Regions from separate parts of the Homo sapiens genome. Here region 2 is linked to region 1. A link is a contact called in ENCODE Hi-C or POLR2A ChIA-PET data. All regions are on one chromosome and are shown on one strand. Each heading gives the region's core, a stretch centred on a gene start or an enhancer-like site at or near the end of the contact. The rest is flanking DNA. Distances are from core to core; before and after follow the strand shown. Region 1 overlaps SYN1 (synapsin I). Region 2 holds the start of ITIH6 (inter-alpha-trypsin inhibitor heavy chain family member 6).

The links. Hi-C counts contacts between places; a loop is a spot of excess contacts on that map. ChIA-PET counts read pairs that join two places held with the same protein, here RNA polymerase II (POLR2A).
Region 2: a loop to region 1 is called in a map of transverse colon, with 29 times the contacts of the local background. The contact joins the promoter of ITIH6 here to the enhancer-like site in region 1. A Hi-C loop is called at or near these places in 1 of 168 maps with a recorded cell type or tissue (transverse colon). POLR2A ChIA-PET finds 5 or more read pairs at or near these places in 1 of 52 experiments (H1).

The regions. Positions count from the first base shown.
Region 1 is chrX:47,568,265-47,576,092 of GRCh38, reverse strand. SYN1 (synapsin I) reads left to right here. Exons shown (of 13, transcript NM_006950.3): 10 at 819-965; 11 at 1,318-1,405; 12 at 1,503-2,091; 13 at 3,094-4,192. The coding sequence ends at 3,229. ARAF (A-Raf proto-oncogene, serine/threonine kinase) reads right to left here. Exons shown (of 16, transcript NM_001654.5): 11 at 7,199-7,375; 12 at 7,060-7,106; 13 at 6,436-6,554; 14 at 6,069-6,200; 15 at 5,081-5,215; 16 at 4,185-4,770. The coding sequence ends at 4,636. Among named protein-coding and RNA genes, the nearest start is that of TIMP1, 10 kb to the left of the region's middle. RefSeq lists enhancers at 1-186, 279-785, 786-1,293. Within about 2 kb of position 2,577, at least 12 of the 41 ENCODE cell types and tissues checked have a DNase peak (open chromatin) inside an H3K27ac peak, as active enhancers do.
Region 2 is chrX:54,794,610-54,802,437 of GRCh38, reverse strand. ITIH6 (inter-alpha-trypsin inhibitor heavy chain family member 6) reads left to right here and starts at 4,183. Exons shown (of 13, transcript NM_198510.3): 1 at 4,183-4,329; 2 at 5,342-5,496. The coding sequence starts at 4,228.

The DNA.
Region 1 (7,828 bases), core at 1,328-3,827:
CAGATGCCAGGCAGCAGCAGTGCAAACTGAAGCACTCCATGGCACAGAGGTCCTCAGCCAACAGCAATGTGCTTAGTACACTGTAAGGTGCCTGACGAACTTTCGAAGGGGCCATCCCTTGCAATGGCAGAACACTAGACTGAACTTGCACGTCCCTGGTGACTAGCAAAACCCTTATTAGATTGTTTAGTGCTCTGCGAATCGAGACATCTTGGTGAATGGCGAGGCACTTAGTAACCTTTAAAGTATTCTGCGAACTGGACCGACAGCAAAGCATTTTGGAAAGGACAAAGCACCTAGAAAACCGTGAAGCAGGGATCGGCAAACATTTTCTGTAAAGGAGCAGACGGTACATATTTTAGGCTTTGTAGGCCACGTAGCCTCTGCCGTAACTACTCAACTCTGCAAAAGCAGCCATAGACGATATGTTAAAAAAATAAGTGTGGCTGTGTTCCAATAAAACTTTGTTTATGGACATTGAAATTTAAATTTCATGCCATTTTCGCATGTTATAAAATCTTTCGATTTTTTTCAACTGTTACAAAATTTAAAGACCCATCCTTAGCTCTGGGTCATACAGAACCAGGTGGTCGGCCAGGTTGGGCCCATGGGCCCTAATTTGCTGAGCCCTGCTCTGAAGCACCTTCTAAGCTGTAAGGTACCTTGGAACAGACAAGCCTTCCTCACCGTGCACAATCAGTGCCTCAGACACTGGGGCTCAGCGGCGGCCATGCCCTTGGCCAACTGAAAGCACGGTGTTACTGCCGCCTCAGGTGCGAGGCCTGCCTCTCCCCTCACGGATCCTTTCCTTCCCCCAGGTGGTGGGTTCCTCCATGCCGCTCATTGGTGACCACCAGGATGAAGACAAACAGCTCATCGTAGAGCTCGTGGTCAACAAGATGGCTCAGGCCCTGCCCCGGCAGCGACAGCGGGATGCCTCCCCTGGCAGGGGCTCCCATGGCCAGGTCAGGCCCCTGGCGCTGAGCTAGTGGCTTGAGCTAGTGTGGGGAGGCCGGCCCTGGGTCATGCTGTGCCATGAAGCTGATAATCTGTAGGCTCACAGCATCACCTTTGCACACATGTGGCTGCGATTGCCAATTGTTTAAAACATTGATAAGCAGCTGCTGCCCTGACTTCCCTGAGCACCTCCCTGCCCCGCCCCTGGGAACAGGTCCCCCACCCCACAACCCAGAGTACCCTCAGCTCAGCCACAAGTGGGGCAACACCCAGCGCACAGGGAACCTGTGTCATCACTGGCTGATGCTCCACTGGCTGGTAACTATTTTTAACCTCTCCTGCTCCATTCCTCTGCCGCAGACTCCGTCCCCAGGGGCCCTGCCCTTGGGCCGCCAGACCTCCCAGCAGCCCGCAGGGCCCCCGGCTCAGCAGCGACCCCCACCACAGGGTAAGCGAGAGGCTGGCGGTCGCAGTCCCCTCCCTCAGCCCGCCATCTCTTACCCGCTCACTCTCACGTGTGCTCTTTCTCTCCCTCTGTCCCCCAGGCGGCCCTCCACAGCCGGGTCCAGGCCCCCAGCGCCAGGGACCCCCATTGCAGCAGCGCCCGCCCCCGCAGGGCCAGCAGCACCTTTCAGGCCTTGGACCCCCAGCTGGCAGCCCCCTGCCCCAGCGCCTTCCAAGTCCCACCTCAGCGCCCCAGCAGCCCGCGTCCCAGGCCGCGCCGCCGACCCAGGGTCAAGGCCGCCAATCCCGGCCAGTGGCGGGAGGCCCCGGGGCGCCTCCAGCAGCCCGCCCGCCCGCCTCTCCGTCTCCCCAGCGCCAGGCGGGCCCCCCACAGGCTACCCGTCAGACATCCGTCTCTGGCCCGGCTCCGCCAAAGGCCTCTGGGGCCCCACCGGGCGGGCAGCAGCGCCAGGGCCCGCCCCAGAAACCCCCAGGCCCAGCCGGCCCCACACGCCAGGCCAGCCAGGCGGGTCCCGTGCCCCGCACTGGGCCACCCACCACGCAGCAGCCTCGGCCCAGCGGCCCGGGCCCCGCTGGACGTCCCAAACCACAGCTGGCCCAGAAACCCAGCCAGGACGTGCCGCCACCCGCCACCGCCGCTGCAGGGGGACCTCCGCACCCCCAGCTCAAGTAAGGGGACCCCTACAGCAGCCTTCGCCTTGCTGCTCACAAAGCGGGCCGCTGCCCCAGTAGAGCAGCCCTAGCTCCCTTGCTCCTCAGACCCAGGTCCTATGCAGGGGTCCCACGAACTCTCTCCAGCCTGAGCCAAGCCCTTCCCCCAAGCTTTCGCTCCTCCCGGCCCACCAGAGGCTCCGCACCCCCACCCCAGGAATTTGGTGCCAGAATCCCAGAGAAACTGCACTCAGTTCGAATTCCTCCTCAAAGGCCCTGGGAAAGTTTCCTCCTCCAGGGCCTCCCAGGCACCTGGCTGACCCACCCTCTGCAACTTCCTGCCCAGCCCAGAGCCTTCCCTGCCAAACTCGCCCCCCCGCCACCAACCCATCCCTAAAACTCCTGGCCCGAGTCCTAGTCCTCCTATCATCTGGCTCTTCCCACTCCATCCTCATACTTTTCCTCCTCCTTCACATCCTTCTGGCCCATCTCAGTCTCCCCGCGAATCATCACCCATCTGCCTTTTCTGGTCCATTCCAACTCCCATCCCAGCTCAGACGTCCTCCCTGCCCCACCCAGCTGCTCTGCCTTAGGCTGACTTGCCCAACAGCCTGTCCTTGGTCCAAGCCCTTTCTATGCCCTCCTAGACACCTCACCCTTAGATTGGAAACTTCCCTGCTCATCTTCCCCTTTGTATCAAACTAGCCAAGAATTCACAGAGAAGGTTCTGCCCAGGACTCTTGCCACGAATCCCACACTTCACCCTGGATCCAAGTCCTCCCAGCCTGTCCCAGATCTCGCCTCCCTGGCCCAGGACTCCACCCACTCCACCTGAGTGCTCCCAGCCTTGAGAACCTGTTAGGGTCCAGGCCCATGGTGGCAGGTGGGGAGGTCACAGGCACAGCCCCAGGATCAGAGGGGCAGGGCTGGGGCTGGGCCTGGGGTAACGTTGTGTTTCTCTCCCCTTCCTCCCCTTCCTCTTCCCCCTTCCTCCCACGCCTCCACCTTGTCTCTCTCTAGCAAATCCCAGTCTCTGACCAATGCCTTCAACCTTCCAGAGCCAGCCCCGCCCAGGCCCAGCCTTAGCCAGGACGAGGTGAAAGCTGAGACCATCCGCAGCCTGAGGAAGTCTTTCGCCAGCCTCTTCTCCGACTGATACCCCACTCTGAGAACCCCAAAATCCCTGGGCAACCCTTCTCTGGGCCCTGAATCCATTTCTCACTTTTGGAGTCTCCAAATCCCTTGAGAACCCATCTCCCGGTTCTCCAAGATTCCACCTCTCATTCCTCAAGATCCCCGAGTACCTTGAGAAACCTGACTCCTCCTGGCCCTAAATCCGGTTCTCACATGTGGAATCCCCAAGTCCTTTTAGAACCCCACTCGTGGTCACTTCAGGATCTACTTCTGTTTTAGAACCTCCACATTCCTGAAGACCTCCGCCCCTGGTTTCCCCAGAGGGCGTTTTCCTTCCTGGAAGTGCCCAAATACCAGGCAACCCATTGCAGAATCCCTTCCTGGAGCCCTGAAGTTCCTGGAAAACCCTATTTTTGGTCCCAAATCTCTCCAGCACACCTATTTCCCATCATAATTTTCCAAATCCTCAAGAAACCCCTACTGTTGAGCCCCTTCCCATGGATCTTCCATCCCTCTGAAGATCCACATCTTCAAATGCCACCCAACACCTAGCCCCACAAGGATTTCCCTTCACCAGCTCCCCTCAACCTCATTCAATACCTTGGGAGCCCCTCCCACTTCCAGGACCCCTCGGTTCCCCCAGGGACCCCCTCCCCAGTTTCCTGCCTCTGACAGCTGTCTTTAAATATGCAAACTCCACCCATCTTCCCAGAATCCTTTGCACACGGAAGGCCAGTGGTCTCCGCTTCCCCACCTTTGCTGTGGTGTCTGTGTCTGTGACTGACGTGGCCTCCTTTTGTGCCGTGCTTGGCATATGTGGTCCTCGTTCATCGTGCCGCCTGTGGTGATGCGTGCAGTGACGCTGTTTATGTGGTCCGCACCTCCCCCTGACCTTCACTCCTTGCCTGGACTCACCCCACCCCTCAGCGGCTCTGAACCCCAAGAGAAGAGTCGGGAAACAAAATAAACAAGCAAAGGCCCAGCAGAATTCTGTGCTTCTTGGTGAAGAAAGAGAGGAGTCCTTGAATGGCGGGGGAGACACAAAAGGGACCCCCCAAAATCCACATGGGGTGCTGGGAACCCCAAAATCCAGTGGAAGGCACATCAGGCACAAATTCCAGAGAGGTTCTGAGTGGAATCCCTGCCACAAATCCCAGCCATTGGAGATGGAGGAGCTCCCAAAATTTAGAAGTATCCCCAAAGCCAAGAGGAAACCAAATGATGGAGGAGACAGGGGGCTCAGTCTTTGGCGGGGGTCCCCCAATTCCAGAAGAACTGGAAAAGCACATGGGGACCCCCTCATCTCCCAGGGTGGGGAATGGGGGATCCTGAGGCAGCATCAGGGCAGAGACGAACATTGATTGGCTGGTGGGCAAGGCTCCTTGGCGTGGAGGGCTGAGATTGGCTCCCTGGTGGCTTGGGCGGGGCCTAAGGCACAAGGCGGGCTGCGCTGAGTAGGCAGGCAGGCAACTCATCGGCCTGGGTGCGGTGCAAGGAGGGTTCCGAGGCACTCCGCTCAATCTTGGGGAGTGACCGTTGCAGCAGCTCAATTGTGGCCAGGATCTGAGGGCAGGTGGGGGTGAGGAGGGGTGTCCAGAGCCCTGTGGGCATCCCAACAGCCCCAGCCTCATGGCGAAACACACACACACACACACACACACACACACACACACCCAACAGTCCCAGCCTCATGGCGAAACACACATACACACACACCCCCAACAGTCCCAGCCTCATGGTGAAACACACACACACACACACACACACACACACACTATACCTCTGAGCTTTCATATTCACATCTGCCTCCATCTCAGTCTTCCTCTATCCCAGAGTCACCCACCCAAGGTGTCCAGCCCCCTACCCAGCCCACCTGGGGGAAGAGGGGCCGCTCCTCCCGCTGGAACTTGAGGCAGTCAGACAGCAGGCGCCGCATGGCCTTGGGGCAGTTGCTGGAGATTTTGCTGAGGTCCGGGGACAGATAGCCACGGCCCACCATAAAGATAATCTGGGGGCAGACGGGGGCAGGAAAGGGGTGATCTGGGGTCAGGGGCTGGGAGGCCCAAGGAATTTTGTATTGAGGGACTTGGAAGGTTCATTTTTAGCGAGCTGGGGTACTGTCAGTATCAAGGCCCAGAGGATTCTCTGTCCTTGAGGACTTGGGAGGATTCTCTGCTTTCAGAACAGAGGGATTTAAATTTGGGGTTGTCAAGGATTGTAGGTATCTGGGGCTCAGAGGATTATAGGCCCACGGGTTTCTAGGAGGCTTAGGGACCTGGAAAGTACTGAGTCTCGGGAAAACATGGAGTTCTGGGTCTGGGGGAGCTTGTACTTCTGTGGGGGTCTGGGGCCTAGAGGGTTCTAGGTATCCCGGCCCTGGGGCCTGCTAGATACCCAAGGCCTAGGTGACTGTGGGTGTCCATGACTATTCCAGAAGCACAAAGGGGTTCTGTTTCTGGGGAAAAATGGGATGCTGGGAGAAATGAGATCTGGGCTTTGAGGATCTGGGGGATTTTGAGTACCCAGAGCAGACGACTATAGGCGTCTAGGGATACAGAGGGCTTTGGGGTATTTGGGGGCCTCAGGGGATTCTAGGTATAGAGATTCGGGGCATTTTGGACTTCAAAGATTTTTGTCCCAGAGGGCTGTGGATGTGAGAAGAGGGAAGTTGGGGTAGGGGAGACCCAGAGAATTTATTGTAAGTGTCTGGAGCCCAAGGGATTCTGGGAGTCCTTATCCTAGAAAATTTTAGGTTTCTGGGGAAAGTGTGGCATTTATCAGTGCAAAGGAGGGGATGTGGGGTATGGATGCCTGAGGGGATCCCTCAGCCCAGGGAACTGTGGGTAAGGTGTGGGGCTCACCTGGTCACGGCAGCCAATGTGGCTGTAAGGCAGTGAGCCAGTCATAAGCTCGTAGAGCACAACCCCGTAGGCATAGACGTCTGACTGGAAGCTGTAGGGGTTCGGGTCCTGCATACGGATCACCTCAGCTGCCTACAACAGGCCAGACCAGGCAGGGGGACCACGGAGGTCAGCAAATGGCTGGTCCACAGTCCCAGATCCCACTGGCCACACAGGGTACAACTCAGAGCCACCCACACGAGGTGGGACATGAGGAGTCCAGACACCCACATCTGGCACAGGCATCCCCGTCCCCACTTGGCCCCACACACCCCAATCCCGGAGCCCACGTCCCCATGTGCCCCCCATCCAGCCTGGCCCAACTCACCATCCACAGCACAGATCCTGAGGGCTGCTCCAAGGGCTGGGCCCCGCTCCATCGAGTCTTCACTGTGGCCAAGCCAAAGTCACCGATCTTCACCGTGAGCCCCTCATGTAGGAAGATGTCCGCCAGGGTCAAGGACCACTACAGGGACTCCTAATAGCCATGCCTCTCACCCTGCCTGGGAGGTTCCCATTGGTGCCCCTATACCACTCATCCCTCTGATCCTGACCAGGAGCCCCTTAATATCACGCAAACTATCCACAACCTTGACGTGGGCAGGGAACGCCTGCTAATGCCCCCCACACTCAGCCCCGCTGTGACTCCTGAACAGGAAGCCCCTCGGAGGGCATCCGAACCCACTATGCCTCTGATGTTGACCATAATGCCCTCCACAACTGTCAGACATCAGACTCTAACCAGAGTCCCCAAGAATAGTACCTGAACCAGCCACACCTCTGACTTCTAAGAGACTGCCATTAAAGCCCCCTGGCTGGCCACAGCTCTGCCACCTGGCAAGGAGCTCTGGGACACATGCCCCTCCCTTGTAATTCCCAGAACCCCCACAAGAGGCATCCTTCTAAGCCCTTGACACCCCCACTCAACCCCAGCCCAGGGACAGATAGATACTGTTAGACTTGAGATCTCGGTGGATGATGTTCTTGGCATGGAGGTAGCTGTGGGGGTGGAGGCAGGTGGCGGATTGGCTGGGGGTTACCTCATTTCCCCCACCCTTTCCCCCCACCCCTCCCCAGGCTGGGAGGCTCACTCCATGCCCTGGGCAGTCTGCCGGGCCACGTCGATGAGCTGGACCATGTCGAAGCGTGTGTCGGCCACATGCAGGTGATGGTAGAGGCTGGAGCCCTCACACCACTGTGTGATGATGGCAAATCCCGGCCGGGTCATGAAGCCCATAAACAGCAAGATGTTGACATGTCGCGTCTTCCTGCAGGCAGGGAGGGCAGTGTCAGAGGTGGGGAGGAAAAATAGCAACTGTCACTTACCGAGCATCAGGAGTGGCACTGTTCTTTACCTTCCTCGGTCATTTATTTTCACCCTGTCTTTTGGGGCACTCAGGACCAAAGCATTGCCAGATTCCATGAATTTGTGAGATGTGTTTACTGGGCTATGATTCTGTGCTGTGGGCTCATATGTGGAGCTTCCCCATCCGAGTCTCCCAACAAAAGCAGGAGGGAGGAATTGCTGCCCCTCCCCCTCCCTGCCTACAGCAGCATTTCTAATCATTAACATCCCCCACCCCTCTGACTCTGACCATTACCTGGGTCTGTGACCATCTCACAGATGAGAAAGCAGAATGCCAACCTTCCTCACTGATGTATCAATATAATATGGATAGATGCAGGATTAAAACATTGGTGATATATGATGATTAGAGCCT
Region 2 (7,828 bases), core at 2,934-5,433, 7.2 Mb before region 1:
AATATCCTTTCCAACAGTCTTCACAGACATATGCTAGGCACATTACAGTATGTTTTTCATCTATAGAGGCACGTCTAACTGGATATCCATATGCCCATTTAGATATTGTCATAAGCATCATAGGAAATATAATTATTTCATTGTTTTGAGATCAACATGCAGTTTTTAACATTTGATTTTTATGAATTTCATGCTTGTACATGACAACAAATGAAATAGTACAGAAGATCATATGATAAAAATGAATAGTCCCCTGCCTCAACCCTCCCCATCTCCCTCCCACCCCCTCAAAGCCAACTTTTAACAGTTTTTAGTTTTAGCTCTACTGTTGGTTCCCTTTACAACTCTAGATAATATGTATGTAATGTTTCTTTTTTAAAAAAAATTAGACAATATCCTATTGACTCCCAGAGATGGCAGTAAGGATTTTGTTTATGTACTGTGCCTCACTTTTCCCTCTACTCCCCTGCAATGGTTAACACTGATGTTCCTTTTTTGTTTTTGGTTAATTTTATAACTTGAAAAAAATATACTCAGACCTCTATTTTGTATTCCATCCATTTTGACAGATAATTTGACTCCCCATTTTTTAAGACAAGGATATTATGGCTACAACCCTCCCCCTGCCCATTCAATGTCCCACATTGTCAGTTTTATCTTTCCTTTTACATTGCCCTGGTTATTAACATTTACATTCTGTTCTGCAGCCACAATCAGATCTTCCCTGCTTTGTCTCCCCAGGTTGACTCTATGACCTGAAACCCAATAAACAGCATTCACATTATCATGGCTATGTAAATATTTTTCAAAATCTAGCCAAGCAGTGAGCCTGGAATACGCTTCCTTCTCTTCAAGTTCAATGTCACAATCTTTGGGCCTCTCAGAGGAGAATGTTTCTAGCATCAAGGTCAAATGGAATCTTTCTTATACTCTTATCAGCTGCTCATAATCATATTACATTTTATTTTGCTTTGTATTTGGCCAAGACTTTCTTGAATAATTACACACACACACACACACACACACACACACACACAGAGTTTCTAAAAGCCTTTCTTTTTTCCTTGAATTATATGCTTTTATTGTATTCACTCATTCAACAAGTATTTTTTGAGTGTCTACTACGTGTCAGGTACTGTTCTAGGAGATTAGGCTAGGCAGTGAAGAAGACAGATAGCAATCCTTGGCCCCCATGGAGCTGATTCTAGTAAGGGAGAGAGAAAAGATAATAAGATAAATCAGTAAAATGTATCCAAATTAAAATGTGTGATAAGTGCTATGGAGAAAAATTTCAGTTTTAAATAGGCTTGTCATAACAATGTGTTGTATATTTCAAAATAGCTAGAAAAGATAAGTTGAAATTTTCCCAACACATAGAAATGATAAATACTCAAGGCAATGGATACCATAAATACCCTGACTTGATTATTACACATTCTATGCATGTAACAAAATATCAGTGTATCCCATAAATTTATACAAATATTATGTATCAATAACAAAAAAGTTAAAAAATAAGTAAATAGGTTGGTCAGGGAAACACTCACTGAAAAGGTAGCATGTGGGCAAAGACTAGCATAAGGTGAGAGAACTAGTCAAGTGGATACTTGGTGAGAAAACATTCCAAGCAGAAAGAACAGTCATTGCAAAGGCCATGGGACAGGATCATGCCTGGCATTTTTTCCCCATGCCTGGCACTTTTGAAGAACACAATGGCCAGAGTTGCTAGAGTGATGGAGGAAGGCAGGAAGGGAAGTAATAGGAAATGGGGTCAGATGGGTAATGAGGGCTTGCCTCACTGACCCCTCTCACATAGGGCCATGTAAGCCACAAGCAGGATCCACAGGAGAGTTTTGAGCAAAAAGGGGACAGGATCTGACTTGGGTTTCAAAAGGATCCCTCTGGTTGTTGTAAAAATATACTGGTGGGAGGCAGAAAAGGGGATGATGAAGGCTGAAGCAGGAGGACCAGTAAGGAGGCTGCTGCAGTTATTGCTTGAATTGGATTCACTGTTTCCTGGCTTCACTGTTTCCTGGATTCACTGTTCTGGGCACCTGTCTGGAGATCCTTCTTCAGGTGTAGGAAATTATTATAACTTCTAATATATCTATTTTTTTGAGACAGGGTCTCACTCTGTCTCCCAAGCTGGAGTACAGTGGCACAATCATGGCTCGCTGTAACCTCGAACTCCTGGGCTCAAGCAATCCTCCCGCCTCTGCTTCCCAAGTAGCTGGGATTTACAGATGAGAGCCATCACGACTGGCTATTTCTTTTTACTTTTTTTTGTAGAGTCAGGGTCTCACTATGTTAGCCAGGCTGATCTCAAACTCCTGGCCTCAAGCGATCCTCCCGCCTCAACCCCCCAAAGTGCTGGGATTACAGATGTGAGCCACCACATCTGGCCTAATATGTTTTCAATAAAGTTTCCTTCATTGTTTTGTTTTCTCTATCTAGAACTCCTATTATTTGAATGTCTAATTTGCTAGATTAATCCATCTCTCTTAAATTTTCTCTCACATTTTCTGTTGCCTTGGCTTTTTTGCCCTACATTCTGGAAGATTTCCTCATTTCCTGGTCCTGGAAAATGTATTATTTCAGTAACATATTTTTAATTTCTAAGGAATCTCTGTTTTCTCTGATTGTTCCTGTTTTATGGCATCTAGTTCTTGTTTTATGCATGTTATATCTTCTTGAATCTTATTCAGAATAGTATCAATTTTTCCCCTGAAGTTCTCTTTTGTTTCCCAGATCCTCAAATTGCTCTAGGGTCAGTTGTTCTATTTGTTTCTTTTAGTATTTTGCTTTCATGCTACAGGCTTCCTTAATTTGCTTGAGGCTCCTTGGCTACTCATTCATATTTAAGAGAAAAGGACTGGGTAGCCGATGGGAGTTTTCTCTGTTGCTGTATAAGCAGAGCTGTTCTCTAGCTAGGACTCTCCCTCGTGAGGAAATCCTGAGAGGAAACTTGGTGCGGACTTGTGCGAGGTGGCAACTGACAGGTTTTGGGACCCACAGATGCCAGAATGAGAAGACTTTGTTGGGATGCCAAATGCCCTAGGACAAATCTGAGTGTTCCTGGGGCAGTTTGTAAAATGTCATCAGAGATTTTGCCCCTGAGAGTAAGTACTGGAGCTGTCTATGCTCCCTGTGTGGATGGGTAGAGGCCGGAGGGCCAGGGTCGGCAGGATTCTGACTGAGGCTGATAGTCCTTGTGCAGACCTTCAAGTACTTTCCTTTTTCTCAGCCCCATTCCTCACCCCCACCCTCCACAGGACCTGCAGATCCTGAGTCCAGAGCACCTCAGCTCCTCCCTTCTCCCTCCACTCAGGTCTCAGAGGACAGGGAGCTTTCCAGACTTTTGATCTCTGTCATGCCTCATCCTGCCCTCCTCCTAGCAGCTATTTACTGATCACTTACCATGTGCCAAGCATTCTAAAAGTACAAACTCACTTAATCTTCATAAGAACTTTATGAAGTAGGTGCTATTACTATTCTTATTTTATAGATGAAGAAACTGAGGCTACAGAGAGGTTAATTAACTTGCTCAGTATTATACAGTCAGTAAGTGGCAGAACTGAGATTCAAACCCATGTGGTCTGGGTCTGGAGCCTGTATTTTGAAACCACTGTGTTATATTCTTTCTCAGTCCTGCCCCAGCCTGTCTTGGCCTCTGGCTATTCTAGAGATTGTAAGTCTTATTATGTCTATGGGACCCCTAAATTGTTATAGGATCCTGAGTAAGTCCCTCCCGGCACTAGGCTAAAGTCAATAATACCAGGGAAGACCAGTATTGGGGGCTTGCCTTGCCAATCCCTCTCTCATCGCCACTACCTTTTTAAGATGATCAGTGCTAAGTGACCTTTCTCTGGCCCCAGTTACTGGGCTCCTGTGGATGTTTATAGGAAAGAAAAACCCCACCCTGAGCCAACACAGCAAACAGACAGACCCAGCACTCTGGTATGTTTAGTTTCCATTCATCTTACAGCTGGATGAGGGGAAAAAAGGAAGCGTAGAACTGGCCCTTCTCCAGGCAAGATGCCAGCCCCAGCTCTTGGACAATCCTGGCTTGTGTGAGCCTCAATGCCACATTCAGAGCCTTCCCCACCCTTCAGGATGGTCCCTCCCTCTCAAGAGAAGGGATACCTGGAGGTTTAAAAGAGCAAGGGTTTGGAGATCGGGCTCAGATCTTCTGGATGTGAACAACAGATCCAGGCCAGAGGTGGCATCATGTCTGGGTGGAGGTACCTCATCTGTGTCAGCTTTTTGCTGACCATTCTTCTTGAACTGACATACCAGGGACCCCCTGTCCCCGCTTCATCAAGCACAAAGGTCAGTTCTGGGATGAGGGAAAAAAGCTTGGGGATTTGTGATAAAATTAGCTTCTTGGGGGAAATTTGGGAAGGTTATTCAGTGTGTTTCTTCAGTCCTATGACTGAGAAACTAGAGCCAGAGAAAAGAGGTACTATTTGCTGAGCACATGTCAGGTGCTGCACCAGGGGTCCCAGAATTATTATTTCATTTAGTCCTCACAGCATCTCTGTGAGCTGGGCTATATTATTATCCCCATTATAGAGAAGAGAAAACAGAGGTTCCAAGGTTAAGACACAGTTAGGAAGTGGCAGAACCGTCTGATCTCAAATCATCCTCATTTCCCACTGCCCCACACTGGGAAGGAACTAGCTCTGCATCACGTGTGGGTAGATAGAGGGACCATTGCCTCAAGAAAGGAGAGGAAGAAGATAGATATTGTACTTGCTGTGTGCCCTCATCATGGATGCCAGATACTTACCATGCTTGCAGTGCATGATTGTGCTTATAAGTGCAACTCTTTACACCTGAGATCCTAAAGAAGAAAAAAATCAGTATTTATCACAGTGCCTTGGACAGAGTAGGATTCAATGAATGGCGGATGCTCTGCTATATTCTAAAGCCTTGCTACTCAAAGTGAAATCTGTGGACTAGCAGCAGCATCATTCCATGGGAGCTTTTTAGAAAGATAAAATCTCAGCCTTCACCCTAGTCTTGCTGAATCAGAATCTTCATTTTAACAAGCTTTCCAGGAGATTCATGTGCACATCAAAGTTAGAGAAGTGCTTGTCCAGAGAGGTCCCTTGATCTCTAATCTTCTGTGAGTCTTGGGTTCTGAGACTTGATAAAGCTTGCTGAAGTAATCAGGCAGATCCACCAAATGGATGACAGAGGTTGTTTTCCCTCTCTAGGCCTTAGTTTATCCACCTGTATACTTTGAGGCCTGTGTAGGAATCTTGGGTTCCCAAAGACTAGCCCATCTAGGCTGAGGACATAGTCTACCTAAAACACCTCCTCCTGTCTTCTCTCTCAGTTGTTAATGACAAGCTATTCTATGCGCTCCACGGTGGTGTCTCGCTATGCCCACACCTTGGTCACCTCTGTCCTGTTTAATCCACATGCTGAAGCCCATGAAGCCATCTTTGACCTGGATCTGCCTCATCTTGCCTTTATCTCCAATTTCACTATGTAAGTCTGCTTCCAAAGTCACCACTTCATTCATTTGTGCATATATTTGTTCGTTCTTGTGCTTATTCTGTCAGCAGAGCATAGTGATTAAGACAATGCACTCTGAGATCAGACTTCTTGAGTCTGAATCCTGGCTCTGCCAGTTTGGGACCCAGGGCAAGTTACTTCATTTCTGGGAGTCTCATTTTACATATCTACAAAATGGGGATAAAATTAGAACCCACTTTCTTTTTTTCTTTCTTTCTTTTTTTTTTTTTTGACATGGAGTCTCGCTCTGTTGCCCAGGCTGGAGTGCAGTGGCACAATCTCAGCTCACTGCAACATCCACCTCCCAGGTTCAAGCGATTCTCCTACTTCAGCCTCCCAAGTAGCTGGGACTACAGGCGCATGCCACCACACCCGGCTAATTTTTTGTACTTTTAGTAGAGACGGGGTTTCACCGTGTTAGCCAGGATGGTCTCAATCTCTGACCTCGTGATCTGCCCACCTCGGCCTCCCAAAGTGCTGGGATTACAGGCATGAGCCACCACACCCGGCCAGAACTCACTTTCAAGGATTAAATGAACTAATATACATGGAAACATATGCTAAAATTAGCTCCAGGCACATATTAAGTAGTTGATAATATTAGCTTTATTGCTTTTTAAACAAACATTTCCTGGTGCTGAGTGTGTGACTTACACTGTGCTGAGTCCAACAGAAAGAGGAAGGTGAACTGCATATAGTCCCTAGCCTCAGAGAGTTCACAATTTAAGGGGGGATATAAAAAAGGAAACTGGCCCAGCACAGTGACTCACACCTGTAATCCCAGAGCTTCATGAGGCTGAAGTGGGAGGATTGCTTGAGGCCAGGAGATCAAGACTAGCCTGGGCAATATAGGGAGAACCCATCTTTAGAAAAAAAATAAAAATTAGCAGGGTGTGGTGGTGCATGCCTATAGTCTCAGCTACTCAGAAGGCTGAGGCAGGAGGATTGCTTGAACATGGGAAGTTGAGGCTGCACTGTGCTATGATCTCTGCACTCCAGCCTGGGTGACAGAGTGAGACTGTCTCTAAAAAAGAGCATTGGGTTGGGGAGCAGTGAGCAGATTACTTTAATAAAGTATGCTGGGGAAAACTGAAGTCTGAATGTGGAATGGTTGGAATGGTGAGGTGGACCAGAAGACAATGGTGGGTTTCCTATTCCCAGGCTGGTGGAGAAAACCTCAGAGAGATAACACCTAAACTGAGGCTTGAAATAGGACATCTTCACCAGGCAACCAGGGTGAGGGCAGGACTGGAGGAATCCAGGAAAAAGGAATAAAGGCACAAATGTTCCCTTAATTAGGGGAACTGCAAGTACTTCTGTGTCACTGTACTGTCAGGGACAGACAAGAGGTAGAAGAGTGGTAGAAGAGTGAGATGTGAGAGGCAGAGAAAGACTAGGCTGTGGAGGACTTTCAATGTTAGAGCACCTCCTTGGGTCTCACTTAATGGTCTCCAAACCATCTTATGTGTTTGCACACCTATCAGGAAAAACTTGATCCTATACTCTCAAAACATATATACTTATTCATTTATGCATTATATAAATATACTGCTGAGCAAATATATTAGGTACATTATGAAGCATATAAATATTAATCCCTAAAGGATAAGGAAAAAGCCCTAAAATAGAGTATGAATATTATTTTTCCACTCCCTTTCGATTTGTCTCCAGCATCCCCTGGGACATGTGCACCCCTCTTTAGAAATAAGTGTGGGCCATAATAAGGAGACATGGCAAGGTGTTAAGCAAGGAGAGGTGATTGTGAAGTGGTAGCAGACTGGAGGGGCCGGCTAGGTGGCCAGGAGCTGAGTAGGCAAACAGGGGCAGAATCCACGTAGGAGTTGCTGAAGGTGGGAGCAGGACAGTGGTGGTGGATCTGAGAGACTATCGAAAGAGAAACAACCTGACTGTAGTGGAGAGTAAGTAAATATAGATGGTGTTTACCTTTTTTCGGCTTGTTAGACCTGGTAGATGACAGTACCCTGTTGAGGTGATAAACAAGGGAGCTGGAGCAGATAAAGGGAAAGCTTAGTGGGGCCTCAGTAGCCAGTATCACACTTTAGTGTGAATTACAAAAAGGCCCCTGGATTTGGGTAGAGGGACTATCAGATTTACCAGATAAGTGAGCCCAGCACAAGCAGAATATCCACCCTTGTTCAGCCCCGCTTGTCCCTGTTAGTTGGGAGGAGGTTCTTGTGCCATCAATAATCTGTACAACCTCAAACAGCAGCCCTGGGGTGGGCCTAGGCTGTGCCATCAAGAACCTCCTGGCACTTCCCCTGGAGAAGGATTGGGTTAGAGGAGG